Linked DNA regions of Mus musculus: region 2 is linked to region 1. A link is a loop called in an ENCODE intact Hi-C map of the cell type or tissue named here. Cell type or tissue: heart. All regions are shown on one strand. Each heading gives the region's core, and the rest is flanking DNA. Links, peaks and the distances in the headings are about the cores only.

The links. Peaks named below come from ENCODE experiments on the same cell type or tissue, not always from the same donor. Only the 100,000 strongest peaks of a DNase experiment are listed, where the experiment ranks them.
Region 2: it touches region 1 in a loop (9-fold over the local background); 4 of 42 quality-filtered maps call a loop at or near these places.

Annotation. Positions count from the first base shown.
Region 1 is chr5:139,498,417-139,513,600 of GRCm38, reverse strand. No RefSeq gene overlaps it. Among named protein-coding and RNA genes, the nearest start is that of 4930500L23Rik, 18 kb to the left of the region's middle. In heart, for the core only: a CTCF peak has its summit at 8,317 (motif pointing right); a DNase peak (open chromatin) is centred at 8,330; H3K27me3 peaks cover 3,783 bases.
Region 2 is chr5:139,322,836-139,338,019 of GRCm38, reverse strand. It overlaps Adap1 (ArfGAP with dual PH domains 1), which reads left to right and starts at 12,556. Exons shown (of 11, transcript NM_172723.4): 1 at 12,556-12,739. The coding sequence starts at 12,658. It overlaps Cox19 (cytochrome c oxidase assembly protein 19), which reads left to right. Exons shown (of 3, transcript NM_197980.1): 3 at 1-198. In heart, for the core only: CTCF peaks have their summits at 3,438 (motif pointing left), 4,248 and 6,137 (motif pointing left); a DNase peak (open chromatin) is centred at 6,099; H3K27ac peaks cover 1,139 bases; H3K27me3 peaks cover 3,423 bases.

The sequences.
Region 1 (15,184 bases), core at 4,125-12,124:
ACTTAACTCGAAATAGAGTGTCCTGGCTCAAAACGGGGAGTGAGGGTGTCTCAAATGGCATGTGGAGTTCTGGTGCAATGGAGAAGAGATTTTTACTCTGGCATCTGGAGGCAAGTGTCCATGTGACATGCGTATGACACATCTTTATGAGTAACAGAAACGAACTGAGCTACTGGTGTGTGTGTGTGTGTGTGTGTGTGTGTGTGTGTGTGCATGTACGTGTGTGTGAGTGTGTGTATGTGCATGTGAGTGTACATGTGCATGTGTGTGCAAGTGTGTGTGAGTATGTGTATGTGCATGTGAGTGTACATGTGTGTGTGTGTGTGTGTGTGTGTATGTGTGTTCACACTCGTATACATCCACATTTGGAGGCCACTGGGTGTCTTCATCTATCACTTTCCACCTTATTTTTCTTTCTTCCTCTATTCTATTTTTTAAAATGTATTTAATCTCAAATGTGTCTGAGTACACATATGTGCACCACATGCATGCAGAAGTCAGAAGAGGTATCAGATCCCCTGGGGCTGAAATTAAAGACAGTTGTTAGCTGGCACATGGATGCTGGGCTGGGCATGGAATGGAGGTCCTCTGCAAGAACAAGCATTCTTATGAGACATCTCTCTGGCTCATCCACCTTATTTTTGGAAACATGGTGCGGTGGTTTAAAGAGAAGATATTTGAGTACTTGGTCCACAGTAGATAGAACTGTTTGGGAAGGATTAGGAGGTGTGGCCTTGTTGGAAGAGCTGTATCACTGGAGGTGGTCTTTGAGGTTTCAAAAGACCATGTCAATTCCAGTTAGTTCTCCCTGCTACCTGTGTGTGGGTTGGGATGTAAGCTCTCAACTACTGCCCCAGCACCATGACTGCCTTGCTGCTGAGGTGATCTCTGCCATGATGGTTAGGAACTCACCCTCTAAAACTGTAAGCCCCATTTAACGCTATTGCTTATAAGTTGCCTTGGTCATGGTGGTTTTTTGTTTTGTTGGTTTTTTTTTTTTTTTTTGGTTTTTTTTTTTGGTTTTTCCAGGGTCATGGTGTTTTAAATTGTAAAAGTAATTAAGTAACCAGAATTGTAAAGTCAAACTGTAAATTAACCACAGTCAAGAGTTGCAATTTGAACTGTGACTGAAAAGTAAGACAGAGTCTAGCTCTGAAACTGGAGCTCATCCAGTAACTCGGCAGGCTGGCCAACAAACTCCAGGGATCCTCCTGTCCCTGTCACCAGCTCTGAGATTACAGGTGTCTGCTGCCATGCTCAGCTGCCACCACAGGGCTGCAGGAGAGCTGAATTCTGAGCCTCCATATTTATGCCCCAAGCACTTTATCCACTGAGCACCTCAGTCCACTGATTGATAAAAACACCATCATCAACATCGTCGACATCATCATCATCATCGCAGGTTTTTACTATGTAGCAAGCCAGAACTGCTACAGGCTGAGACCAGGCTGGGCTCAAGTTCAAACTCAACAGAGTTCTGGTGTGCTTCTGCCACCTGACTGTTGGGTGACTAGGCACACACCATCACAACTCATCACTTTGTTTGTTTATGTGGTTTAAAAATTTTTATTTATTTACTTATTTTTAAAAAATTATTATTATATGTAAGTACACTGTAGCTGTCTTCAGACACACCAGAAGAGGGAGTCAGATCTCATTATGGATGGTTGTGAGCCACCATATGGTCGCTGGGATTTGAACTCAGGACCTTCGGAAGAGCAGTCAGTGCTCATACCCACTGAGCCATTTTGCCGGCCCCTTATTTTTGTTTGTTTTAGATAAGTTTTCTCATTGTGTAGCCCTGGCTGTTCTGAAACTCACTTTGTAGACCAGGCTGGTCTCTAACGCACCGAGTTCTCCCTGCCTCTACCTCTCAAGTGCTGGGACTAAAAGCATGCACCACCACGGCCTGGCTTTTTTTAATTAATTAATTAATTAATTAATTAATTTTTTGGAGACAGGATTTCTGTGGTAGACCAGCTGGACTGGAATTCTCTATCCTTTTCCCTCAGCCTCCCAACTGCGGGGAGTTCACTACTATGGCCGGCTCAAACGCCAGTTTAATGATATACTAAACAGTTTCCTAATGGGACAGGACGGAGGGGGGGGGGTGTCAGTGGTAGAGGGCTTATCTAGCAAGTGGGAGGCTCTGGTTGTGAGGAGAGTCCTGGAAAAGGAGGGGGTGGGGTGGAGAGAAGCAGAGGAGGAGGAGGAGGAGGAACAAAGAAAAAGAATAAGGTCTACAGTCTGATTATATCTCTTTCTAGAAGTGTGTGTAACAAAGAAAAGACACCCCCCCCCGAAAAAACACCTTTCAAGCTCATTTGCTCTCTCTATGAATTAATAAACTACGGTCTATTTTGCCTGAACCTCAGGGTGCTAAGACTGCTAACTGCCTCTGTGAAGTTGGGGCCACGCCCAGCCTCGTGACCACGCCCATCACCCTCTGCACAGACAGGTGCAGTGGCCGCCAGGGATGCCTGACTCACTGGAGACTAGGGATTCAGTTTGGCTTTTCACTTACCCGTCCTCCGTTTCCAAAACACGCATCCAAGAAACTGACCAGGCGAGAGGCTTCTCTAGCCAGTTCATCGATGGTTAAAAAAAACCCATAGCAACAGGGCGTCTTCATTGAAGACCAGCGAACATTTTCCGAGTGTTGTAGAAGATACCCACCCAACCACCCAGGCATAGGAGGCACCGGTGCCACTCTGAGAGGCTAAGACCTATGGCTAGGAAACAGTGCCACCCTATGGCACCCAGCTGGGATGTCTGAGAGAGAGAGACAGAAACAGAGAGAGAGAGACAGACAGACAGACAGACAGACAGACAGAGACAGAGAGAGAGAGACAGAGACAGAAGCAGAAAGAACGCCAGATGCAACCAGAGCCCAGACTTCAGTAATGCCGCCCCAGGACCAAACCCACCACTCTTTCCAGTTAGTATTTAATGACTTCAGCACAACCAAGCTTGGATGCTGGACAGCAGCCTCAGAGGCAGCCGTTCTGACCCTGGTCCATCTTGGCAAAGGAGGAGCTGGAAGTTTCCAGAGCATGCAACCGGGACATGGCAGAGTCCCATGTTGTAAACCAAGTTTGTCTGCCACCAGAGGCTACAAACAGACACCAGGATCATACAGCCTTGAACAGTCCAGATAGGAAAGGCATCCTGAGCTACTGTACTCAAAACAAGACGTCACTTTCCTCCTGCACGAAGCCTCCTAGTGGATCTATGTAGGTCAGAGTCTAGATGGAAGCAGGCAAGCGTGGTGCACAGGTGGATCATTCCCCCAATGTCCAGAAGGCTGAGGCAAGAGATTGAGAATTTGAGACCAGCCTGGGTTATTATATAGCAAGGCTCTGTCTCATAACTAAGATGAAACTCGTTGTAGAGAATTGATAAATTCACAATTCTAACAAACAGTAGAGAGAGCTCCTAGCTGTCTCGAACAGCAATGTCTCAGAGAACCATAGCCATGTGTCAGCCCCAGAGGCTCTCTACTATGGCTCCAAGCCTACTCAGCTTGCTGGTTCTGGATGTTTGTCTGCATTCATATCTGTACATCTAGCTCTGCTAGACATGGGTACCATCACCACGAGGACCCCTATGCATACAGCCATGGCCTCGCTGTCCCTCCACCATGCTGTATAGTCCCTGAACCCCAGCTTGTCCCATGTGTCTGCAATTTTCTCATTGCAAGGTCATTACATAAGCAAGGTCTTGTGGTGTGTGAGTCTCTTGGGGTTGGCTTCTTTCCACTCCATGCAACCCTCCCGAGACTCATCTTACCTGTGTATGAAAACTCTGTGCCTTCTTATTGCTAAACAGTATTCTGCCTCTCGGGACTTTGGAAGAAGACAGCGGTTTACTTTATTCACTGATTTATTCTGATTTGTTGAGGCAGGGTCTCATTCTGTAGACTAAGCTGGGTTGAAACTCTCTGTATAGTCCAGGCTGGCTTCTAAATCACTCTGTAGCTCAGGCTGGATCTGAACTCACTATGCAACCCAGGCTGATCTAGAGCTCACTATGTAGCCCAAGCTGACTCAAACTGTCTATCCTCCTGCCTCTGCTTCCTCTGAGCTGAGATTTGAAGTGTTTACCATGATGCCCGCAAAGGAAGGAGTTTTAAAGAACCACTTTCAGCTGGCGAATAATCTGTTTTTCTGGAATCTTCGGCACACTCACACATAAATCCATGTTCATCTCTAGGATCTTAGAAATTCAACACTATATTTGGTATTGTGTCTTTAAAAAAAAAAAACAAAAAACAAAACAGGGTGTCACAGTGTAGCCCTGGCTGGCCTGGAACTTATTCTGTAGATCAGGTTGAAGTCTAATACACAGAGATCCTCCTGACTCTGCCTCCCAAGTGCTGGGATTGATATCGTGTCTTTCGTAAATGAAGGTAGTAGGCCATGGTGATGCATGCGTCTGACCACAGCACTCAGGAGGCAGAGGCAGGAGGATCTCTGAGTTCAAGGCCAGCCTGGTCTACAGAGTGAGTTCTAGGACTTTCCAGGCTACACAGAGAAACACTGTCTTAAAGAAGAAGAGGAGGAGAAGGAGGAAAAAAGGAAGGAGGAGAAGAGGAGGAGAAGAGGAGGAGGAGGAAGAGGAAGAAAGAAAGAGAGGAAGAAAAAGGAAGAAAGGAAGAAAAAGAAGGCTAGGGGTGGTGGCTCATGCCTGTGACCCAGTATGATAAAAGTTTACCTTGAGTCCCAGGCCAGTCTGGGGTGTATACTGAGGATGTCTTAGGGTTCCTATTGCTGTGACCATGACCATGGCAACTCTTATAAAAAATTGAATTGGTGCTGGCTTACAATTTCAGAGGTTCAGTCTATTGTCATAATGGTGGGAAGCATGGTGGCATGCAGACAGACATGGTGCTGGAGAAGGAGCTGAGAGTTCCACATCTGGATCAGCAGGAAGAGAGAGGCACTGGATCTGGCTTGAGCATTTGATACCTCAAAGCCTGCAGCCAGTGACACACTTCCTCCAACAAGGCCACACTTCCTTGATCCCTGGCAAGTAGCACCACTCCCTAAAGATCAAGCATTCAAAGATATGGGTACCATTTATCTATCTATCTATCTATCTATCTATCTATCTATCTATCTATCTATCTATCTATCTATCTATCTATCTACCTACCTACCTACCTACCTACCTATCTATCTATCTATCTATCTATCTATCTATCTATCTATCTATCTTTGGTTTTTCAAGATAGGATTTTACTGTGTAGCCCTGGCTATCTTAGAACAATCTCTGTAGACCAGTTTAGCCTCAAGCTGAGAGATCTGCCTGCCTCTCCCTCTTAAATGCTCAGATTAAGTCATCCACTACTGTGCTCAGCTCAGTGGGGCCATTCTTATTCAAACCACCACAGAGACCCTGCTTCAAAAAAACACCAAAGGGTTAAAGAATTAACTCAGAAGATAATGCAATGAGCAAGCGTGACAACCTGAGTTCAAACCTCTGGACCCACATAAAGTTGTCTTCTGGCCTTCAGACATACAACAGGCTACCTCTTATCCCCTCCACACACCATACACACATGTACAGACACAATAATACATAAATAAAAATAGCCAGATATGGTGGCACATGCATTTAATCGAAGCACTTAGGAGGAAGAGGCAGGTGGATCTCTGTGAGTTCAAAGCTATCTTGGTCTACACAGAGAGATCCTACCCCTCACCCTCCCCCCCAAAAAAACCAAATAAAATAAATAAATAATTGCAGTATAAAAATCAAAATCAGAAAGAAAGAAAGAAAGAAAGAAAGAAAGAAAGAAAAAAGAAAGAAAGGAGGGAGAGAGGGAGGGAGGGAAGGAGGGAGGGAGGAGAGAGAGAGAGAGAGAGAGAGAGAGAGAGAGAGAGAGAAAGAAAGAAAGAAAGAAAGAAAGAAAGAAAGAAAGAAAGAAGAAACTAAGCCAGTGGTGGTGACACAGGATGGTCCTCCCAGTTATTCAGGAGGCTGAGGCAGGGGGATCATGACTCAGAGGCTAAACTGGGCTTTAGAGTGTGTCAGAGTAAGCTGCTGTGGGCTCCATTTCTTTCTTTCTTTTCTTTCTTTCTTTCTTTCTTTCTTTCTTTCTTTCTTTCTTTCTTTCTTTCTTTTTGTTTTTTTGGTTGTTTTTTTTTTTTTTTTTTTTTTTGGTTTTTCGAGACAGGGTTTCTCTGTATAACTCTGGCTGTCCTGGAACTCTGGAACTCACTTTGTAGACCAGGTTGGCCTAGAACTCAGAAATCCGCCTGCCTCTGCCTCCCAAGTGCTGGGATTAAAGGAGTGTGCCACCACGCCCAGCATGGGCTCCATTTCTAACTCCACTAAAAGAAAAAGAGAAAAGAGGAAGGAAGGAGGGGTGACTTAGAAGCCAGGCACGGTGGCACAGGCTGTAGCCTCAGCAGTCTGGCTGAAGGCAGAGGATTAGAAGTTTAAGGTCTAAGAAGTTTAAGGTCAGTCTAGGAAATGTAGGGAAGCCCGATCTCAAGGTAAAACCACCAAGCACGGCAGCAACAACAATAATAACAAAGTTAGTCTCCAGTGTAAAGTCTGCACGAAGCAGTACCACCTCTTATTACCCTGCAATTAAATAATCTCCCAATACATTAAAAGCGGTGGACGCCATCTTTATTATTTCTCTTTAAAGTTATTTACACACAGGATGGAACTTACATCTTATTTCTATTTTATTTTCTTTCTCCCTGGGCTGAAACACTGCCCATTTGTCTCTTAGATCGTCTGTTTTCTTTACTGTGCAGAGGATCTAATATATGGGCTGATTTTATTAGTTTGTATCTTCTATTAAATTATGTTCATGCAAGATTTGCAAGAAAAATAGCTGCTTGGCTTGCTTGGGAATTAGAGACTTAATTTGGGAGGTTGATTCTCACTTAAGAATTCAGTCGCTAAAGTGAAGTGTCAGAAAAACACTCTGCCGGGGGACAAAAGCAGATGCCCAGGACACTGGGTCTTACCCTTTCTCTAACTGTAAAGAGTACCTGATGAAATTGTTTTCCTTAGACACTTTTAAGTACAAGGGACAGAGACCTGAGGGAGCTGTGACAGGAACGGTGCTGAAGCACTTGCAGGTTCTGGAGCACGCTAGAAGAACAATGTATCACCGAGCCACACCCCAACCTCCCCTTTACTAAAGTGCTCATCAAATGAGCCACGCCCCCAGCCCCTCATTGGGGGATTCTAGGCAGGGCCTCTACCACTGAGCCACGCCCCCAACCCCTCATTGGGGGATTCTAGGCAGATGCTCTACCACTGAGCCACACCCCAGCCCTTCACTGGGGGATTCTGCACACACTTTCAATTCATGAGTCACATTCCCAGTCCTGTTTTACTTTTTGAGACAGTGTTTCCATAAGTTGCCCAGACTGGCATTGAAGTCACTTTGTATCCCAGTCCTGCCACAGCTTGGCAAATAGCTGGAGGTAAAAACCTATGTTGCCAGGCAGAGCCCTTAGTTCAAATTATTCTCATCTGAAACTGAGGCTCTACCAATTTGATGGGATTCGCCCCTTCCACCCATTTTGCAGACAGGCTCCTGACAAGGCATCCTCTTCTGCAGGTTTGCTGGACTAGGGTTAGGGGTGTCAGAGATTGGGTCAAGTCCACCCGACCTGGATATAGTAAAGTCCCTTGGATAGGTTCTAGGAATGTGCACACACATACGGGGGTGGTGGTGCAAGGGGATGCCCAGAAACAACACCGTGTGGAGGGGTTTTATTATTTCAGGTTCCTGACAGGGAAACTGAGGCGGACAAGGGTTCACTGAGAATTAAGGCTCCTTAGGATGACAGCATCATCTGCTTCTCCACAGCTAGAATGCAAGTTCACCAGAGTAGGACAGGTGTCATCTCTGATAGCCTACAACCAGCCTCCCATGCACTGTGTTCTCAGGAGACACTGTTAAGTGGTTGGTGCTGGCTTCCAATATCAGGACAGCCATCCAGCAACTACCTGTAGCCAGTGCTACACACGCTGAGCCCAAGGGGAGGGGTTAGCACACATGGAGCACAGAGTTCAAATGATGGGAACTGAAGGGAAGGGAGATGTAGGGAAGTAGGTAGGAGTGGGAAGGGGTCATCAATAGCTCAGCAGTCATTTTGATGACCAACTGTCCTGCGGTTGGGAGCCCTCCATGCCCTTGCAAAGCCCCCTCTGGGCTCTGGACTAGCCTGGTGGAAGGTAACTCTGTGACTAGCCGCCGCTGCAGAGGAAGGTGAGTCCTTGCTTTGGGCGCCCAAGATTAGCAGCCCTGCCTCCTTGACTCCTGGCTATCTATCTGAGCCCGTGTCCTGCCAGTCTCTAGCCACTAGGTGGCAGGCGCGAGATGGGTTGGATGCACCGTGGTGCGAACTGCGCTGTTTGTTTATCTGCAGGTTTTGCGCGGGGGGGGGGGGGGGGGGGGGGGGAATAGAAGCAGAAAGAACTAATCACAGAAAAAGACAATCAGGGCTGAATTCCCGGAAATGAGTAGTTTATACCTCAGAATTTATTCAAAAAGGTTAGCTTCAACAGCCCACTAGCTGTTTCGGGATTTTTATTTTGCTTTTTAAGTAAAAAATAATTTAATGCGCGTGTGTATTTTGCTTACATGTATGGGTACCACGTACATGCCTGTGGAGGTCAGAAGAGGGAATCAGATCACCTGGAATTTGGAGTTACACACAGTTATGCGCCACCATGAGGGTGCTGGGAATCAGATCTGGGTCCTCTGGAAGAGCTACCAGTGCTCTTAACCACCGAACCATGTCTCCAAACCATATTTTGTATTAAGACAGGGTCTTGGAATACAGTCCGGGCTAGCTTCAAATATGCAATCCTTCTGCCTCAACTTCCTTAATGCTTGGATGACAGGCCAGTGCTATTACCCACGCTGGTAGGGGCTATCTCTGAATCAGTGGTGTGGTCACCTCTGGTCTCCTGGCCGCCAGGGTCTCTCATTCAGGAGACACTGGGCTGACTGAATGGGACAACTTTTGGTCTGCAGAAGCCTCGGGCTTGCTCTGCACCTGGCCCGGCAATATGGATTATGCCCAGTAGAAAGCGGCTGATTTCCTGCCTTAAGCAAATTCTCCATTAGAAGACAGAGATCCAGCTCAGCAGAGCTTCTGATCAATGCCTTCTCTCAGAATATATCTACTGAGTGGTTGTGGTGGCCCAAAGCCCTGCAATTCCCAGCACTCTGGATGCTGACACGGGAGATGCTGAGTTCAAAGCTAGCCTGGACTGCATGGTGAGACTCTGTCTCAAAATTTGAACTCCCCCTACATAAGAAATGCTTATTGATTTATAAAAGTATTTTCATATTAGTCAAAAAGTAGAAATGATCCAAAGATTTACCCAGAGAGAGATAAATGAATGAGTAAAATGTGGTATCACTAAATGGGAATATTACTCAGTGGGACATAAGTTACTGATACATGGGTTGCATAAACAGGAATCTTCTGAGCGGGTTCTCTAGAACTGTGGGTCTTGACCCCCGTGGGAGGGTTGAGCCATCCTTTCACGGGGGTCACCAAAGACCATTAGAAAACACAGATATTTACACTGGGATTCATAACACCAGCAAGATTATAGTTAGGAAACAGCCATGAAAATAATTGTATGGCCGGAGTCACCACAACATGAGGAACTGTATTCAAGGGTCGCAGCATTAGGAAGGTTGAGAATCACTGCTCTAGGAGAACAAAACTTATAGAATGAATACACACACACACACACACACACACACACACACACACACACACTCGTGTAATATATAACATATAATATAATATATAACGGGCTGTGGTCCAGCTAGTCCAACAATGGCTTTCTACCAATGAAAAGCCTAAGAATCCAGTAGTTGTTCAATTCACGGGGCTGGATGCCTCCCTTGGTCTTCAGTTCAATCCTGAAGACGCAGGCTGTAGTGCCAGTAGAGGAATAGACTTTCTGGCAAGAGTAAAAGCAAGCAGGCAAAGAGAGCAAGCATCCTTCTTCCATGCCCTTTATATAGGCTGCTAACAAGGTGTGGTCTTCTGCTGGTAAGTGTGTGTGTGTGTGTGTGTGTGTGTGTGTGTGTGTGTGTGATTGTGTATGTGTGTGTGGTTGTATATGTGTGTGTGTGATTGTGTATGTGTGTGTGGTTGTATATGTGTGTGTGTGTGTGTGTGTGTGTGTGTGATTGTGTATGTGTGTGTGGTTATATATGTGAGTGTGTGTGTGTGATTGTGTATGTGAGGATGTGTGTTGGGAGGGGCCCATGCATATGTGTTCATTGGCATATCGGAGGTCAGAGGCATCCTCCAGTGTCCCTTCTCAGGCAAGGCCAACCTTTTTGAGACAGACTTTCACTGAACCTGCAGCTTACTGATTTGGCTACACCAGCTGAACACTGAGCTCCAGGGATCAGCCCTGGTATTGACCCCCAGGTCAGCTGTTTCAGCAGCACGGCATCAGAATATTGAACATAGGTTGTTAGGCTCACAAGGTAAATGACTCCCCTTCAAAGCATCTCCCTTCCGCTTTGGGATTTGTTGCTGCTGTTTTGACTTGGGGAGCTCTGTATGTTGTTTTTGAGGTGGGTCTCACTTAGCCCAGGCTGGCCTCAAACATGGATCCTCTGCCTGCACCTATTGAGCGCTGGGGTTATAGACATGTGCAACTGCTCCTGGTTTATGATGTGCTGGGGCTGGAACCCAGGGCTTTGGGCATGCTGGGCAAGCACCCTACTGATGGTAGCACATCTCCAGGCCCTCCCCTCGCCTTGTGCTTGTGATGGGGTCTCTGCAAGGCCTGTACTTCAGCCTCCAGGTTGCTTGGCTTTGGCTTCTGCCACCCTGCCCAGCAAAATGCTCACGGCTGGGAATGTGGTCTTTATTCTTCTAGCCTACCACCCCCCCCCTCGCCTTCAGAATAAGCCTCCACTGGGCACATTACCTAGTTCTTCACAGACATAGACCAACAGAGCATGGCCATTGCTCACTGTCCATCTTAAACACAGTATCTTTGGTGCTCGTCAGCACCGCTCACCGGCGTTTCTCCTGCCTCCATCTAGGCTTGCCTGTCCCAGATCGGATTCTGCTTGCCAAGCAATTTCCAGATAAATCCTCCCACTCTGCCTGCGATCGTGTCTTCACAAAGGGTGCTAAGCTAACCGTGATCTTTGCCGAATTATGCTGCGCTCGGCTCACTTTCCCTCTTTTAGAATCCTCATCACTCGCCGGTGGAATTCTAAAAATATCAGCTAAGCCACCAACTAATTTTTAATCCTCGCTTCTGCTACCATTGACAGATGGGAAGTTCATCTCTACCCTTTGTCCTTCCCCGATTAAGCAATTATAATCTTTCCCTGACAATTTGATTGTTGACGGTCTAAGAGTCTGGTTGGACCAAGAGACCAGGCGGGACTCTTGCTGACAAGGTGCTGAGATCAACTCAGCTGCAGGTTTTTATCCTCTGGATTCCTTCTCTTTCCTTTTCCCTGTGTGTGTGTGTGTGTGTGTGTGTGTGTGTGTGTGTGTGTATACATGAATGTATGTTGGTGCACATGCATGTGGTAGCTGAGGTTGATGGGAAGAAAGTACCCTTCATCACCTTTCCACCTTATTCATTGAGGCAGAGTCTCTCAGTCAACCCCAGAGCTCACCCATGTGGCTAGCCCCACTACCCAGCCAGCTCTGGGGACTCCCCATTTTTGCCTTTGAAGGCTGGAATTACAGACCTGCCCAGTCTACATTTTTACCGGTCCTGAGGATTGGAATTGGGTCCCCATGTTTGCATGGCAAGTGCTTTAACTATCGAGCCATCTCCAGAGCCCCTGAACCTCATTCTCTTTGGGAAGAAACCAACAATACATAAGATATGAGGTTAATGGGCCGTGGAGTCCACTCAGTTTTTGGAGCAAACATGAGGACCTGAGTCCCATCCCCCAGAACCATGTCAAAAAGCTTGATGCTGGCAAAGCACAGATTCAATCCCAGGGCTGGGGAGGCAGAGATGGGAGGATCCCTTGGACTCACAGAATCCAAGAACCCATATTTTAAAAGTTGGGCAGACGCCTGTGGGGTCAGAAGATGGCATCGGATCCCCTGGAACTGGAGTTACAGGTAACTAAGCCACCATATGGTTTCTGGAAATTAAACACAGGTCCTCAGCAAGAGCAGCAAGTGTTCCTAACTGCTGGGCCATCTCTCCTGATCATGGGAGCTGGGGATACAAACTTGGGCCTTCATGGTTACACTCAAAGGCTTCCACTAGACTCAAAGCTCACTTAAGGTGGAGGGCAAGTCATGAAAGCTGTTTTCCTGGAGTCTCCACCCTGTCACCCTTTCATCTCCTTTATACTTCAATACCCAATTCCATGTAGGGGTCAGAAAAGGGTGGCAGCTGGAGTTCCAGGTAGGGGCTGCTGATGACATTCCATTAAGGAGCATTTATTTTGTCCCCTAGGCGATTCTAGACCCTGGCAAGTTAACAATCAACATTAACCATCACATTAGATGACGTGGTCAGAGGCTGCCACCCTGTCCGTGATGCTGGTGACTCCAGAGCTGGCACAGCTGACTTGCGAGTGGCACCCCCCCCCCCCGCCATGGGGCAGGAACATGCTGTGCAGGGCCAGTACATCACCCCCTCTCCAGGACTGGTGATGTCACAGCTGCTGCCCCAGCTCCATCTGTGGACTAGGCCAGTGTTGAACCATCTGCATAAGCTGGAGCTGCTGGACCCAGAGGCCTCTCATGCTGGAGTGGATGCCCATCAGAAGGAAGTGCCTTTGCTTGGCCCACTGGCAGAGCATGATTGGCAGGGTGACCAAAGGTAAGCAGAGTGGTATGGCCCTGCACACAGGACCCTGCTCCATTCTCAGAGGAGGGCTGGTTCTTCCCAGCTGTGATGGGCAGTAGTGGATGCTGGCCTGTAGGAGCAGAGAATACTTCTTCTAAAGATACATTGAGAGACCAAGTAGAAGAAGACTCAATCAGTATGACGTTTGCTACACAGCATGAAGACCTGAGTGACATTCCATTTTTTTTTTAATGGAAAAAGATGAAGTTGTGCAAGCTTGTCATCCCAGCCTTTGGGAGGCAGAGACTGGCAGATACTTGAGGTCTGATGGCTCGGGAGGCTAGGTGAGTGAATGTATGAGCCTCGGGCCTATGAGTAACCCTATCTCAGAAGTTAAGGTGGGGAATGACAGAAGAGGACACCAGTGGTTGACCTCTGGCTTACACACACACACACACACACACACACACACACACACACACACACACATACACACAGAGAGACTAACACATATACACACACTAATACATACATATATACTAATATACATATATACTAGGATAAACACACACATACCTTTGAGTAGGGTGTGGTAACAGCCCTATAATCCCCAAGTTCAAGTGGTTGAATCAGTATGATTAGAAGTTCAAGGCCAACCAGGGCTACATGGATGAGATCCTGTTCTCAAAACATAAAACAAGGGGCTGGAGAGATGGCTCAGCAGTTAGAGCACTCTTCCAGAGGACCCAGGTTTAATTCCCAGCACACACATGGCAGCTCGCAGCAGTCTGTACCTCCAGTTCCAGGGCTTCTGACACCTGGACACAGACATGCGTGCAGGCAATACACCAAGGAGCATAAAAATAAATGAATAATAGAATCCCCACAAAACAGATGGCAACACTCCAGAGCCAGTGGGATGGCTCAGTGGATGGAGGCACTTGCTGCCAGGCTAGATGACCGAGTTCCCACATGGCAGAAAGAGAGAACCAACTGTCCAGTTGTCCTCTGACCTACCCTGTGCCGGGCAACCTGTTCATATCAAAACAAACAAAATCCCCAAACGAAAACGCCACACTGCCTGGGGCCAGGGTGTGACTCAGTGTTAGAGTCCTTGCCACGTAAGAACAGCGGCTCAGTCGTGGAAGGTGTCTGGGTTTGAGTTTCTGGGTCTGGCGCTAACCAGTTAAGCAATGCCCCGGCCCATTCCTGCCTTTCCATCCTTCAGACCTTCTGATCACAGTGGGACCAGAAGTCAGTGAGCAAATTGTGGGACTGAAATGTGGCCCAAATGGTTAGGTTGCTGACCTGGCAGCCACCATCTCTGACCTCCCGTTTCCAGCACTGTATAAACTGGGAATGGTAATGCATACTGTAATCCCAGCCCTTCAGAGGTGGAGACAGGAGGATCAGAACTCAAGATCAAGCTTGGCTACTTAGAATATTCCAGGCCACTTAGAATATACACATAAATATAAATATACACACATATACACAAATATATATGAATGTGTATATATATGTGTGTGTATGTTCATATGTATGTTTATGTATGTGCTTATGTGTATGTATGTATGTATGTATGTGCACGTGTATGTATATATGTATGTATGTGTATATATGTGGTGTGTGTGTGTGTATAATGTGTTAGTTAGTTCTGTTGTCAACTTTACACAAATTAGAACCATCTTGGAAGAGGGATCCTCAACTGAGAAATGGTCTCTATCAGCTTGGCCGTAGGCAAGTCTGTGGGACATTGTCTTGATTAATGATTGATGGGGGAGGGCCCAGCCTGCTTTGAGCAGTGCCATCCCTGGGCAGATGGTTCTGGGCTGTGTAATAAAGTAGGCTGAGCAAGCCATGCGGGCATGCCAACAAGCAGTGCTCCTCCGTGGTTCTGCTTCATTTCCTTGCCCTGGCTTCCCTTGATGATGGACTGAGAGCTGAAAGCAGAAACAAAACAGTTCCTCCCTGAGCTGCGTTAGGTCGGCTTTAGGTCTATCACACAACAGAGAACTAGGAGCAGAGAGTGAACAGAGATGCTGTAAAGTGAGATAAGGTAGAGTATAAGCAGATGGGGGGGGGGAAGAGGAGAGAGAGTGGGGGGGAAGAGGAGGGGGGGGAGAAAGAATGTGTGGAGAGAGTGTGGAGAGAGAGAGGAGAGAGTGTGTGTGTGGAGAGAGTGTGTGGAGAGAGAGTGTGGAGAGAGAGAGGAGAGAGAGTGTGTGTAGAGAGAGAAAGAGAGGAGAAAGAGAGTGTGTGTGGAGAGAGAGAGGAGAGAGAGAGAGTGTATGTGTTAGTTCACATGTTCAGAGGACAACCCCAGGAGTGTGTTCTCCCCTCCACTATAAGTTCTGGGGCTCAAACTCCAATTATTGGGCTTTCACAG
Region 2 (15,184 bases), core at 2,605-10,604, 170 kb after region 1:
TGTCACACCACAGAGCCCTGGCCAGCATTCCACAGCGACTCAGCCTGTCACAGATCTGAGTCCTCACACTGGAACCTGTCAATGAAACCAAGCGACAGGAAAATGTCCGCCTTTTGTGCTCACAGACTCATATCAGCTGGCTTCCCTTTCTCTGTGTTCTCTCCTGTGAACAAAGCTGGAATACAAAGTAGGAAGTGAGACACTGTTTGGCTTTTGACATATTTGACCAATTGTTTTAAGTGTTTTGAGACAGGGTCTCAAACTGCCTATGTAGCCAAGGATGGCTTCAAACTCTTGATCCTTCTGCCTCCGTGTCTGGGGTACTGGGGAGTGGAACCCAGGGTTCCCTGCAGGCTAGGCAAGTACTCTACTGCCTGAACCATGTCTCTAGCACAATTTCTTGCTTTTTAAATGACATTTTATTTATTTATTTATTTATTTATTTATTTATTTATTTATGGTAGCACTGTGTTTCTGTGTGTGTGTGTGTGTGTGTGTGTGTGTGTGTGTGTGTGTGTGTGTGTGTGTAATTTGTAGGTGGGTCAGAGGACAGCTTAAAGGAGTCTGTTCTTGCATGAGTGAGTGTCTCAGGCACTGAACTCGGCTCACCAGGCTGGGTAGATCTCCCAGCTCAGCTTCCGCTGTCCCAGTCTAGCAGCAGTTTGGGTTTATGCTGCATACTGTTTTCTGGTCACCTCAAACTGTTTCTAAACCTAGCTTTTCCTTTCAGTAGCCCAGTGTGTGCCTCCACAGGTCAGGTCAGCTGTGCACTAGGAGCTGGGCTAGCATCTTCCTTTTTCACTTTTGCACCCTGTTAGAGGAACACCATGTCTCTGTGTCACCCCTGGGTGCTGAGCACTGACCCTGTACTGTGAGCACCAAGCAGGGCTGAGCTGTGGCTGAGCCCAGGCCATCCTCAGAGTCGCTTGTGGGCTGTTTAAACCCCTGGCTGCCTTCATGCTGAGGCGGGTGATCCAAAGACACCAGCAGAATGCCAGCACCAGAAAGGGGGTGGGGGGGAGAGGGAGGAGAGGAGGACTCATCATATTCCTGTTGGTCTTAGGCAGCAGCTATGGTAGTAAGTAAGTAAGTAAGTAGGTAGTAAGTAAGTAGCAAGGCTACCACTACAGGGTCTGCTGATCCCCTCGGGGAGTTTACCCTTGCTCCACTGGACGTGAGTGCCTGAGAGCCCTGTGCCCTGTTACACAGAAAGGCTTCTTGGCCCGACCCACAGTTGTGCCCACTGGGGGTCTGCTTGTTTGTACGCACTCGCTCAGCTCAGACGTACAGTGTGGGGCGACACCAGTTTCGTGTGTACCACATTTCACATTTGCGCCTTGGTTTTTATCACCCGACGCTGGTGTCACCCCAGCACTGGTCATAATTGCAGTGATGGAGCAGCCAAGCCCTCTGACGACTGAGCCATCTCGTCAGCCATTTTGTTGTGTTTGACTTACTGAGAGATGGTTCACTCTGTAGCCAAGGCTGGTCTTGAACTCCGCTTCCACCTCCCAAGTGGAAGCCAGAATTAAATTCAGAGTCCTGCTATTTTCCAAGCCTTTGGTGTATCTCGTCAGCAAATGACAAACATACTTAACAGTCAAGAGCGGCAGAGTTTTAACGTTCTAGCGCATCACAGTGGCTCCATCCATGAGAGCTCCCCTGTCCACCCATCTCCACCGAGATGCCAGGAACACAGGGTAGCAATGTTGATGGCTTTGGGGACCGGAGTTGGAGGCTACATGGTTCCTTCCTGGAATCTTCACAATTACATTTTATAACAAGTGTGCATCACTTTTATAGAAACTATAAAATCCTTACTTGAAGGAACTCACTGCGTTGAGTAGTGTTTTTATATCCTCTGTAAATTACAGGCTGGTTGTAATTTCTCATCCCCTGTGGATACCAAACCATTTATTTCTCCTGGTGGTACATTGCACTGTGTGTGTGTGTGTGTGTGTGTGTGTGTGTGTAGTATGGGTTGTGCAGTATGGGTGGGTGCAGTATGGGTGTATACACATGTGTATGGGGTGCAGTATGGGTGTGTGCATGTGTGGGGATGTGCAGTATGGATGTGTGCATGTGTGGGGGTGTGCAGTATGGGTGTGTACACATTGTGGGGTGCAGTATGGGTGTGTGCACATGTGTGTGGGTATGCAGTATGGGTATATGCACGTGTGTGTGTGGTGCAGTATGGGGGTGTGCACATGTGTGTGTGGGTGTGCAGTATGGGTGTGTGCACGTGTGTGGGGTGCAGTATGGGTCTGTGCACATGTGTGTGGGGGTGTGCAGTATGAGCATGCTGGGCTTCCACAAGGCTCCCTGAACATCGTGTCATTCTAACATCATGGTGGCTTTGGCGAGAACCACTCCCATCAGTTCTTTGAGCATGCGTGTGCATTCAGAGGCCAGAGGTCAATACCGGGGCTCATTCTGCGGGGCTCATTCAAGCCACCATTTTGTTTTGTTGCCTTGTTTTGCTGGCCTGGAAGTCACTAAGTAAATTAGGTGGCTGCCCAGTGAGCCGAGTGTTCCCCCTCCCTTAGTCTCCTCTGCACTGTCTATGATTACAAGTGTTCACCACCTTACCTACCTTATCACGGAGGTCCTGGCGATTGAACTAGGACTCTCGTGCTTGTGTAGGGAGCACTTTAGCCATTGATTTATCACCCTGACCTCTCTTCTTTTATTTTAATTATTGATTGGATGATTGATTTTTTTTTTTTTTTGAGACAAGGTCTCACTATGCAGCCCTGGCTTGCTTAGAACTAGAGAACTACTTGCCTCTGCCTCCTGAGTGCGAGATTAAAGGTGTGCACCACTACTACTGGCCCTCTTTCTTCACCTTCTTTTTCTTCTTTCTCTTCCTCTTCCTCCTCCTCCTTGCCTTTCTTTTTAAAAGGAACACTTAGGGTTAAGGAGGTGGCTCAGTGTGCAAACTTGAGAACCCAAGAAAAATTTAGAGCACCTATATAGCAAGCCGGAAATGGCCACAAATGCAGCCATGTCTCCAACACTGTGAGAGACAGAGACAGGAGGATCGCCAGGGCTTGCTAGCTGCTAGCCTAGCTCCAGACTCAGGGAGAGACCCTGTCTCAAAGAAGTATGGAGAGGAGTGATAGGACACCTGACCTCCTCTTCCGGCCATGCCCATCCATATGCCACACACACAAAATATAGAACAGTTTTGAATTGCATTGTATGTATCCTTGGACAGCTGAATGCTAATCTCAGTGTCTTTCCAAGTTTAGTGTGGAAGATGATGATGATGCAAAGTAACTCTTAGATTCTAAGAATTGGGGGCTGGAGTGATGGCTCAGCGGGTAAGAGCACTGACTGCTCTTCTGAAGGTCCCAAGTTCAAATCCCAGCAACCACATGGTGACTCACAACCACCCGTAATGAGATCTGCCGCCCTCTACTGGTGCATCTGAAGTCAGCTACAGCGAGCAGGGTCAACCTGATCGAGCAGAGGTCCTAAAATTCAATTCCCAACAACCACATGAAAGCTCACAACCATCTGTACAGCTACAGTGTACTCATATACATATATACATATATATTTAATGTTAAAAAAATTCTGCCGGGCGTAGTGGCGCACGCCTTTGATCCCAGCACTCGGGAGGCAGAGGCAGGTGGATTTCTGAGTTCGAGGCCAGCCTGGTCTACAGAGTGAGTTCCAGGACAGCCAGGGCTACACAGAGAAACCCTGTCTCGAAAAAAAAAAAAATTCTAAAAATTGAGACGGAGTCTCACAGCCCAGACTAGCCTTGAACTCCTTCCTGCCTCTGCCTCTGGAATGCTGGGGATTACAGCCCATGCATGTTAACACATACAGCCAGAGGAAGTCTTGGTTTGAAGAGGCTCCCTGGGTAAATGTGTATAGCCTTCACCTGGGCAGGGAGGCTAAGGTTGGACCTGCCCACGGCTCGCTCTTAGTCCCCTCGGGCCTCTGTCCAGACAAACCCCATCTGTGGTAGGTGTGAACCTGCGCATCTTGTGCTCAAATGTAATCGTTTGAGCTGAATGCCCACAATGGGTGAGAACTTGGGGGGGGGGGTGTGTTATTATTGCCAAAGACATTAAAGAAGTTTCTATTAAGCCACCGAACAAGTGGCTTTGTCATAATACTAGGAATGAAATCGCAACCCCCTGTTCTGTCCTAGAGGAGTGAAATCAAATTTCACAGCTCTGTGCTTGCCCAGTGTTATAAAGTGGAGCGCCTGGGGCAGAAACCTCCGCCAAGTCCCTCCTCCTGCTGGTAGCCTGGGCAAATGTCACCCTCCACTTAATTTCTTCAGGGAAGACAAACATCAAACATCATAAAATCGTACCCACGGTGCCCTGAGACGTGGCTGAGCGACGAGGAGCCCTCAGAAGCCACCTTTTTGCAGAAGGGTGGAGGCTGGGAGTCCAGGAAGCGTGCTGGGCCGGGGGTTGGGGGATTCAGGGCCTGCGTGTGTTCCAGGATCCTGGATTCTGATCCTGTTTCCTACCACTGTCTGGTGACCCACATACCACAGCCAGTCACCTCGGAGCAGCCACGCACCATTAAGTACAAGGCCTCCACAGACAGTTCTACCCCTGCTTGTTGGGACCCCCCCCCCCATGCCCTCTAATGACAGCCTGTGATCCACAGAGTCTATAGCAGAAAATAACAACACGAGGCCAAGCACCACTTGCCTGCCATGGGTGAGTTCTGAGTGTGTCTTTGGAGGAGCCCAGGGCCGGCAAGCAGCAGCAGACCCAAGATGTCAGCAGCCATCACAGGACTTGGCCACACAAAGCCACCACGTACAAATCCGTGAACCCGGTCAGAGAAAAAGGTGGGAATAAAGCTAAGAGAGCATGACTCCACTCAGAGAAGAGACGCCCACCTGCTGTCCCATAGAGCTCCAGGCCCCTGGCCACCATAGTGTGAGCTGTGTACTCAAGGCCAGCCCTGAGGTGGGATGTGTAACCTAGTCAGATGGCAATGTCCCTGTGCTGACAGAGGATGGGACAATGTCTCCCTGGTGTTCCCTCTGCTATCTGGGTCTGAGGAACCTGTCCTGAGCATTTGCCCTGAAGGCGCCTCCAGCCTCCACTGCACCCTCAGGGCTCTTTAGAACGGGACCCCTTTCACCACACCTCTGACTAGCAACCTGATCTGGTTGGGCCTCACCTTGTTCTTCCTCTCAGAGGGCCCTGTACCACCTTCTTTTGTACCAGAGAGAAGCCTGTCCCCACCCCAGTCCAAAGGACAAAGGAGCTGGGGCCCAGCCTGGTCTGGAGAGCAGTGTGGAGCCACTAGCAGAGATAAGAGTGGAGGGCCAGGCACACATGCTCGCCAACTGGAGACCAGGGCTAGGGTCAGAAGGGAAACCTCATGCCCCACCGTGGGCAGGAATAGGGCCCCAGCTGAGGCTGTGGGGGGCACAGGAAACCTGGGATCCACCAGGCCTGGCCAGGACACAGTAGCAGTATTAGCCATGTAGGTATCAAGAGTGTTTGGCCATGGTGACACCAACCAGTCTGCACCCCACAGCACAGGGTCAGCTACCACCCAACTCGCCTCAAGTCCAATCAGCCCACTCAAAATTGTCACCATGATTTTGTCCCAAGTGCCAGCCAGGCCCGAGAGGTATTCAGCCAGGACTCAAGGGCAGCAGGACACTGTCTCATGGTCCCGTCTCACACACAGCCTTTGTGAGGACTCTGCAGCAGGGGCACAGCTTCCGGTCTTGCTCGGTGTTAGATTTAAAGAATTGGAGAGACCCTGGCTCAGACCACCTGGTGGGAACTGGCTCAGCAGGACTCTGAGATGCTTCATGCCAGCAATGCATCTGGACCCAGGAGCTGACCCTAGGTCCTGAGTTCGAACCTGGGAATCAAGCCTCAAGCATTGGGTGGCAGGAGAGGACAGGGTGTGGTTCCACGCACCTGTGATCACAGAGGCAGGTGGCTCACTGAGTTCGAGCCCAGCTTGGTCTATATAATGAGTTCCAGAATAGCCAGGAATATAGAGAGGACCTGTCTCTACTCTTACCAACCCCTCCCATCCCCCACTAATATCAAGGAAGAAGGAAACTGTCCTTCGCAACAGCGGTGCTGGCACCTGGAGAAAGGAAACGCTGTGTTTTATCTCCCCCTGCTGGCAAGTGTTGGCATTGCAGCCCTTGCGAGGGTCACTTGGAGGACACTGCCTTGAGCTTTCTTCAACTTTTCCTTGAGACGGAGCCAGTTTGCATGAAACCTTAAAATCTGCTGCTCAGGAGCAGTTTCTGCCAGGGCCGGGAGAAGGGGAGGGTCTTCTGGCATTTTGTCAGGAGCCTGTGATCCCAGAGCAGGTATGTGCACACAGCTCCAGAAGGCCCTTCATTCCTTGTCTTTTTGAGGGCCATGAATCATTGCCTCTGTCTACCTGTCACTCTTGTGGCTGCTCCCTATGAAGCAAACCGTGCCCCCCATCTCTCTCTCTCTCTCTCCTCTCTCTCTCTCTCTCTCTCTCTCTCCCCATTTATCTATCTACAGACAGAATTTCATATAGTCCAGACTGGCCAAACTTGCTATGTGCTATGTTGCTGAGGCTGACCTTGAACTCCTGATCCTCCTGCCTTCATCTCTCCAGTCCTGGGATTTCAGGGATCTTCCACCATACCCAAAGTATGTGTGCTGGGGTGATATCCTGGGCTTCTTGCACGCTGGGCAAGCACTCTACTGACTAGGCTACATTCCAAGCTTGAAAGAAGAATTCTAAATTCCCCACAAGTCCATTCTGTGAACCCTAGCATTCACGGCTGCCATGCCCTCTGCCCCACCCGTGTCTATCTATTATCCTTCAGGATAACTCCAAAGTGCTCCCTCTTAAACCAGCTTGGTCCCAGGTGAGGTGCTTTGAACCACTCCTGTCTGGAATCAGGGGTCCCTTGGCCCGGTCTCTTGGCTGTGGGAGAATCATGACCTGGCAGCCGGTGCCAGGCTCTCAGTAACATTTGCTGTCTCCTTTAAGGCTCCCTGGAGCAGGACTCCTTGGAAACACTCCTCGCTGCAGATCAACTTTCCACTGGGTTTTTCGGTTTCTGTTGTGAGAACAAAATGCTGTCTGTGGGGGCGGGGTGGGAGCAGAGTGGGGTGGGGCTGTGCTGATGCAGCGCTGGCTACCAGAGATGCTTTGGGGGAGCAGTAGCTTCAAACAGGGATGTTTTAAAAGCCCTTGCTCCCACATTCCAGTCTCCCATCACCTGCATCCGACCCTCTGTGGGAGGAAATCTCCAAACCCTGCTCTCCTGCCCCAGCCCCAGCCCCAGCCCCAGCCCCAGCCCCAGCCCCAGCCCCAGCCCCAGCCCCAGCCCCATCTCTGAGAAAGAGTGAAGGCAGTTAGAGGCTAGCTGAAATAAATGAAACTATGTCTCAAAACGAGTAAATAGGCAAAACCAAATGCATTTTGGGCCAGCCTAGACTACATGAGAGCAAGGTTTAAAACAAAATACATCATTCTGTATGCTAATTGAAAGGGATTTTTAAAAAAAATCAAATCCTGTTGGTCATGATGACTGTGACCCAGCAAGGCCACTCCTGAGGGAATCAGTCTGGTGGGGGGTGGAGTGGGAGCGGGCAATCTTCACTACAAGGGATAGGGGATCCTGCTCCCAAGCATACAGGGTTGTACCTGGGGCATTGGACAGCAAGATCCATTCAGCATACTGCTTCCAGGACCCCATGGCTTTAGGCCCTGAGGCCCCAGTTGACTAAGGGTGCGGCTCCAGTGGTATATGCCACCCTCGGAGGGTGGAGACATCAACACTAGGTCTCCAGCAGAGGCTGGGCCTTCAGCAGGTACCGAGCTAACTTCTGGAGAGACTAGGCATGCGTATGGGCCTACTGATCTGGACAAAGAGAAGGGAAAACAGAGGCAGAGGAGGCCCCCTGGGAGGTGGGTCAAGGCTACCTAAGCCATGAGACACCTGTGTGCAGCGCCCGAACTGACCAGCTCTTCCAGAAGTACATCTCGGCATCCTCTGGCCAGGGGTGTTCATCACCAGACCTGGGCTACCATCCCCCCAGGTAGTCCCAACTCTTTTGCCTTCCTCTCTCTTGGCTTGCAGGTACCACCTGGATGTCCGTCCCTGTGGCAAGAGCTCCAGACAAGCGTCTCAGGACAGGGTGAGAAGAGGCAAAAGAACAGGACACTGAGGGCAGAGGCTGCAGCCTGCTGCCCCAGTCCTACCTGCAAGAGCAACTGCAAGAAAGCCAAGCCGGAGTTGGCTGTTCGGTCCCCAATGGGGAGACTACATGGCTGCTGTCAAGACGCCACTAGGGTAGTTCTTCTTGGTCCATGCAGTCTTCTTCAGCCATTCCTCCAGTGTCACTGGCAGTTTGGCCATTCTTGGCTGGCAGACACAGCCCTGATCTTTGTGCATCTTTCCCCAGTGGCCTTCCACCTCTATCTGTGCCCACATGTCTCCTTTGAATGAGGCCTCCAGCCAGATTCCACCCCTGTGATGACCCTGTTTCCAAACACAGCCGCATCTGCAGGCACCTGGGTTAGGTGCCCCAATATTTCTTTTGGAGGGTGCAATTTATCTTGTGGCATTCAACAACTGGTCCAGGCACTGCTGTGGGGTTGCTCTGCAGTTCTGGGGTTCCACACTGACTTGGGGAATTTGAGTTCTTGGGCTATCTCTTCCCCTAGGGTTCATGGCCAGCCTTCTCACTACTGATTCTTGCCCCTCCCCACCAGAGAAGATGTCCACAATCAGATGTCTGCTGTGGGGTCTTTCAGTAGCCTGGCCTTGTCTTCATCTCCCTCAGAAACCTCGGTTTCTCTATCCTGGCCCGAGATTTGGGTTCCATCCAACTGTCCTTCGCCCTGGGTAGGCCACAGAGTCTCTCTATCCAGTAACTACTGTCTCTTGTGGGACATTGATGATAAAGCCGTCATCATACTGACTTCCTGTCCCATTATGTGTAGCTGAGGGAGGTCACAGCTCCCAGGAGCACCTGAGCCATGACACTAAACATTCATATCCAACAAGGGTACCTGGAAAGCAGATGCGTTAAAGGGTCCCCACCATTCCAACATCTGGGAGTCTAGGGTTGAGCCAGACTAGGGTACCCATCTCAGACTGGGGAACCCACTTTTTTGTTTGTTTGTTTTTTCAAGACAGGGTTTCACTGTGTAGCCCTGGCTGTCCTGGAACTCACTCTGTAGACCAGGCTGGCCTCAAACTCAGAAATCTGCCTGCCTCTGCCTCCCAAGTGCTGGAATTAAAGGCGTGCGCCACCACGGGCACATACTTTTAATCCCAGTACTCAGGCTGAGAGTTTGAGGTCATCCTGAGCCTGGTCTCAGAGCAAGCTCCAGGAAAGGCAGGGCTACACAGAGAACACCTGTCTCGAAAAATCAATCAATCAATCAATAACAAACAAGCAAATAAGAAGCCAAGCCACTGGGACTGGAGAGATGCCTCAGCCGCTCTCCTGCAGGGGATCCAGTTTCAGTTTCCAGCTCCCATATGAGCTCATAGCTGTCTGCAATTCTAGCTGCAGAGCATATGACACCCTCTTCTGGTATGTGCAAGCACCAGGCGTGCATGAGGTACACATATAAACATATAGACAAGACCCTCTTATACTCATATAAATTTTTACATCTTAAAAAAGAAAGTCGGGGCTGGAGAGATGGCTCAGCGGTTAAGAACGCTGACTGTTCTTCTGAAGGTCCTGAGTTCAAATCCCAGCAACCACATGGTGGCTCACAACCACCTGTAATGAGATCTGACGCCATCGTCTGGTGTGTCTGAGGACAGCTACAGTGTACTTACACACAATAATAAATAAATCTTAAAAAAAAAAAAAAAGTCAAGCCAAGAAGCTGGAAAGATGGCTGTCAGTAAAGTTCCTGTTGTGCTAGCATGAAGACCTGAACTTGGATCCTCAACACTCATGGAAACCTTGGCTCTATAAGTCTAACACTGAGGAGGAAGAACTAGAGCATCCCTGGGGCAAGCTGGCTAGCCAGCCTGGCTGAACTGGTCAGCTCCAGGGTTCAGTGAGAGACCCTGTCTCCCCAAATAAGGAACGAAGTGATAGAGGAAGTTACCCAACATCAACCTCTGGCCTCTACATACATGTGCACTGCACACACAATGCACATGTATACATGCTTACACCACACACACAATGAATCAAACAAGAAGCAGATGTTTCACCCCCCCCCCCTCGAGCTTTCTTCATGGCCCATATCAGTTCTTGCGTTGTGACCTTAGAAACAAACCCTGTCAGGGGACCATCAGCTTGTGATAATGAGAAAGGAAACTGTTGGGAGACAGGGCTCGCCTCTGCCTTCCTCAGAGCAAGGACAGCTGCCAGCACGGCTGGGTCGCACGATGGGACTTCTGGGTCCTTGCACAATTCCTTACTCAGGGTTTCACAGCACAAGCAGGCAGTGGAGAGGGGAGGCAGGGGGCTGTCACTGGTCCTTAGAGACCAGCTACTAGGCTGGAGTGGCCATCCTGACTTTCAACAGCTCTGGGCTCAGTTCCCAGCCTCTGAGCCTCTGGTGGCAGCTGCTTGAAGACCTACTGTGTGTAAGTTCCTGCACTCACTGGGTGCTGCAGGAGGCACTCAGCCGTCTGAGGCACTTCCTACCCAGTGTGGCCATATGCTCTGAGGAGGCAGACGCCTGGCCTCTGGTTAGATGCCCAACCCAGGCCTGGGAAGTGCTAGGGTATTGGGGCTGGGGTCTACAGCCGAGACCTGGACAGCAGAGGAGAGGACTGGAAGGGCAGAGAAGAGGAAAGCTCAGATGGGTGAATCATCTTTGCTGGCAGCAACACAGGCCTGAGACGGCAGGGTGCAGGCTCAGGCCTTGCTGCCTTTGAGCTGTCCTTGATAGGCCTCGGTCTGGCCCCAGGAAGGAGCTTCCTCACTGACAATTTGTTCTCTTTAGGGAGATGGGGTCTGTGTCTCTTTGTCTCTCGGGTTTGCTGTCACTCTAGTTCTGTCATGCATACGTGTGCCTCAGTTTCCCTGACTATAAAATGGGGGTTGAATAAGAAAGCATAGGTGGCACTCCATGCTTGTTATTTGAGCACTCAAGAGACGGTGGCAGGATTGCTGCAAGTCTGAGACTGACTGGATTACTAGAGACCTGGGACACAACTACTACCATTAGTCTATTTTTGTCTTGATTCTGTATTTTTGTTGCTTGTTTGTTTGTTTGTTTTTAAAGACTGGGTCTCGTATAGTCCAGGTTGTTCTCCTCATACTAGATGTGTAGCTGAGGATGGCCTTGAACAGCGGATCCTCCTGCCTCGACCTCCTGGGCACTGAGAGTAGAGGCATCCGTCAGTACTCCTAGGTTCTGTGGTGCCGAGGACACAATACGCAGCTCGGTGAATGCTGGGTAAGCTCTCTATCCATTGAACCACTTCCCCAGCCCCCAGCAGTCTGCATTTTGCTTCATTCTCCAAGCTCCTGCTGTGTGCCAGGTCTGGAGCCAGGCTCCAGTAGGCTTCAGGAGAAAAACATTAGATCCGTTAAACAACAAGCCTACAGCGCCACCGGCCTCAAGACCTCCAAAATGTGCATTGGGGCAGGTTGCATGTTCTGTCTCCTGATCCCAAAACAAGTTCTGCAATGGCATGACAGCCAGGTCAGGAGGGACAGATGCCCCTGGCAAGACAACAGCCTCAGCAGAGGGCCACCAGGTGGAGTCGGCCAGGATTGCAAACGTTCATGACATCAAAGTAGACACTCAGAAAGACAATGTGCAGTAAAGCAGCATGACATACGTGGTGGGACAAAACGGACCCTTCCTCCCCAGGAAGCAAGAGAGAGCATAACGAAGAGGCTAGGGTCCCAACAACCTAACTTCCTCCCAGTAGCCCTGACCACACTATAGCATCACCGTGGGGACTGTGCCCTTAACCCAGGGGCCTTTGCGGGGCAGGGAACACTGTGGGGCCAAATCATAGAGCAACCAACACCCTGGCTGTGACATATTAGCAGGAGTAGACTCTCAGGAGGCTTTGGAGATGGCTTTCATTTCTCAGTTGGGTGTGGCCATTGGCTTCTAAATGGCTACTATTGCGTTTATAATGGAGAAAATGGAATTTGAAAAGAAATGCTAGGGCCAGTTAAAGAAGCAGACACCCGGCTCTGGGAGGGAGCGGGCCAGAGATCAGGAAGGGTGTGGCCAGTTCTTGTCCTATCTCTTGGAGATGAGACTATAGACTTGGACACGTGTGAGGGTGGAGCCCTTCGATCCTTTTAGTACTGGAATTTGTCATTCATAGGTAGGGCTAGCCTGAGCTGCCCGCGACCTCAGCTTCAACCCAACAGGCACGCTTGCGTGTTGGGTGGCCCATCCTTCCGCAGCGCGGGTTCCCTGCGACCCCGCCCCAGGTGGACCCGTTGAGGCCGGGCTCTCCAAGAGGCCGCTCCCTGTCCGCGCCGCTGGGGGCCGCCCGCGGGCCGCGCCGTCCCGGGCGCGCCGTGCGTTACTCCCCGGTCCCCGCGCGCGCAGCTCCGCTCAGGGCGGCCCCGCGCGGCGACACGATCGGGGCCGGCGCGCGGGCTGAGCGGTGGCGATGGCGCAAGGCGGGCGGCGGGCGCGCGGCGCGGGGCCCTAGCGGGGCGGGCGTGCTCGGGACGGCGCGGTGGCCGCGCAGCCATGGCCGGGGAGCGGCGCCGGGCGCTGCTGGAGCTACTGACGCGGCCGGGGAACACGCGCTGCGCTGACTGCGGAGCCCCGGGTAGGTGCGGGACGGGCGGAGGCGCGGGGTGCGGCCGGGTGGACAGGACTGCGTGGGGGGCGCGGGGGATGGGGACGCGCCACGCGCTGGGTCCTGGCTGGGTTGGGGCGCGGCCCGGGTGCACCTGCCGGCGTCAGGGACTGGCAGTGGTGAGGCGCAGCATCCGGAGGGCACCTCGCGGGCTCCGTGCGACCTGTGCCGCCGACTCCCCTCCCCCGCCGGGCTGCGTGTCACGCTGTCACCCGCAGCCGCCTCCCCTCCCCAGCCTTGCGAAACCTTGGCGTCTCGGGGTATTAAAAAAAAAGAGGAAATCAGCAGGGGCGGTTGGCTTGCAAGGAAAGCGGCCAGTGAGCCCAGGGTGTCTGCCAGGGAGTATGGGGTCCACCTGGTTCCCAGCTACCTGGAGATGACGTCATGGCATCCCTGCCTGGGGCCACCGTCTTGTACAGACTCAAGGCTGGGGGAGGATGCAGAGCCTTGGGTGGCCCTGTGAGGACATTCTGGCCATGTGCCTTTGGCTCTCTCTACCTAGCTTCTCTGGGATCAGGACAGTCGGGGACAGGTGGGAGTCATAGACGCATATGTCAGACATCTTCCAGACTTTGTCCCTTGGTTGCTCCAGGTTTGGAAGGATTTGTAGGGGCCAGAACACAGGGGCTCAGGATTGGCTATGGAAAAAGGGCCGGGTTCTCTGACCAGCTGGCAGGCTCTGAGAGCTGGCCCTCCCAGGCCGATCCTATCTGGGTATGCAGGTGGGGACAGGGCATTTCAGGGATATCAGGGGGCCCTAGCATGAACCCCTCAGAACATACCAGGAATCAATTCCTTGGGGACTTAACTCTATCTCCCTGAGATGCAGGCGGAAAGCCTGCAGTCTGTAAATAGGACCTCCTTCCCATCTCTCCCCCACATCCCCGCCTCTGGGCTGAAGAGTGCCAGCCTGAGGCTGAGAATCTGCTAGCCAATAGTAAGTGCATGCCACCCCAGGGGCCCTGGTGTCCCTGGGAGGAGACATTGACCAAGCTTCAGTGGGAAGTAGGCAAGATGAAGTAGCCCTTTCCTGGTCTCTTGGGGCACCGCAGGGCCCTGACGGTGGTGCAGCGGGGTGGTGCCTCCCTGGTGCTATGTGGTACTGCTGCCAGCTGGCCTGGCTCAGTGGACTCTCCCCACCTCCCTCTCTCAGACCTGCCTTTCAACTTGTTTAGGAAAGCTGGCTATGCTGGAGTCCCCTGTAAGGAGGGCTGATGGGTTGCCCAGCTTCCAAGCCTGACTTGTGGGGGGGGGGCAGCAAACCCCACGAGAGAAGCTGGCCTAACCTCGTATTCCTTGGCCACCCAGCCAGAACAGCTTTTACTTTCCCTAGACCTCCTGGCCTGAGCAGGAGGAAGAAGGGGCTTCCAGAAGGCTCAATAGGAACCACCCTACACCATTCACCTATGTAATGTCCTAGCAGCCCTTTAGCCAGTCCCAGGCCACTGGCTGCCGCAGCTACTGCCCTCTTGGGGCCCAGCCCTTGCTGGCTGTAAGCCAAGCTGCCCATTTTCAGACTTGCCTTATAATAACAGCTTGTTTCTCCCCCTCCCCCACCTGCGAGGCAGATTAAGTATGAGGCTTGTTTCCATTTTATGAGCAGGGAAACTGAGGCCTCAACAGCTTGAACTCACTTGGGTGTCCACAGGCTGCCTGGGTTTCCTGATGCCCACTCGGGGCCCACACGCACTGTCTATACAAACCTCCCATTTTTGCCTAGCTCCTGGGCTCAGCCACAACGCCTGCCTCGTGACTCCGATGGCAGGTCCGCACAGGCCCCCGGTGCTTAGTAGGTAATTGGGTCTTCCTGTGTTCTGTGATGCTGTTCTGGAGTCTCCTGTCTTGTGGTGGCCTTGTTGAGGTGGGGAGACATGTGTGTTCCATGTGGTCCTCTGGATTGGCTCATGGGTGTTCTTGACCACTCCAGGGGGATCAAGGGTACCTTGGGGAATAATGACATCTTCTTAGACAGCAGAACATCATGGCAAGCCCAGGTCACCTCTGACCATCAAGGCTCCAGGGCAGCCTTGAGCAGTCTCACCCGGCTGTGGGAAAGCACCCAGTGAGCCTCACCCCAGTCTGTATCTTGACGTTGGGGTCCATCCATCACCCACCACAGATATTTTCTCACCCCAGGTATAGTGGGCTATTGACAGGGAGGACCCTTTTCCTGAAGACTCCATTGGAGTCTTTGTCCTGTCAAGGGCTGTGTATAACTCACCCTCAGCTATTGTGGGGTGCTGACAGGGCTTAGCTCATTCTCTTTCAAGACTCCATTGGTATCCCTGTCCTGCCAAAGGCTGTAGGAGAGGGAGGGTGTGTTGTGCGTCTCCCAAGCTGTCCGTGAAGGTGGCAGGTTCTCTCTGCAAGCATCTGGCCATTGGATGGCCTGGACGACTTTAGAATCACTCGTTC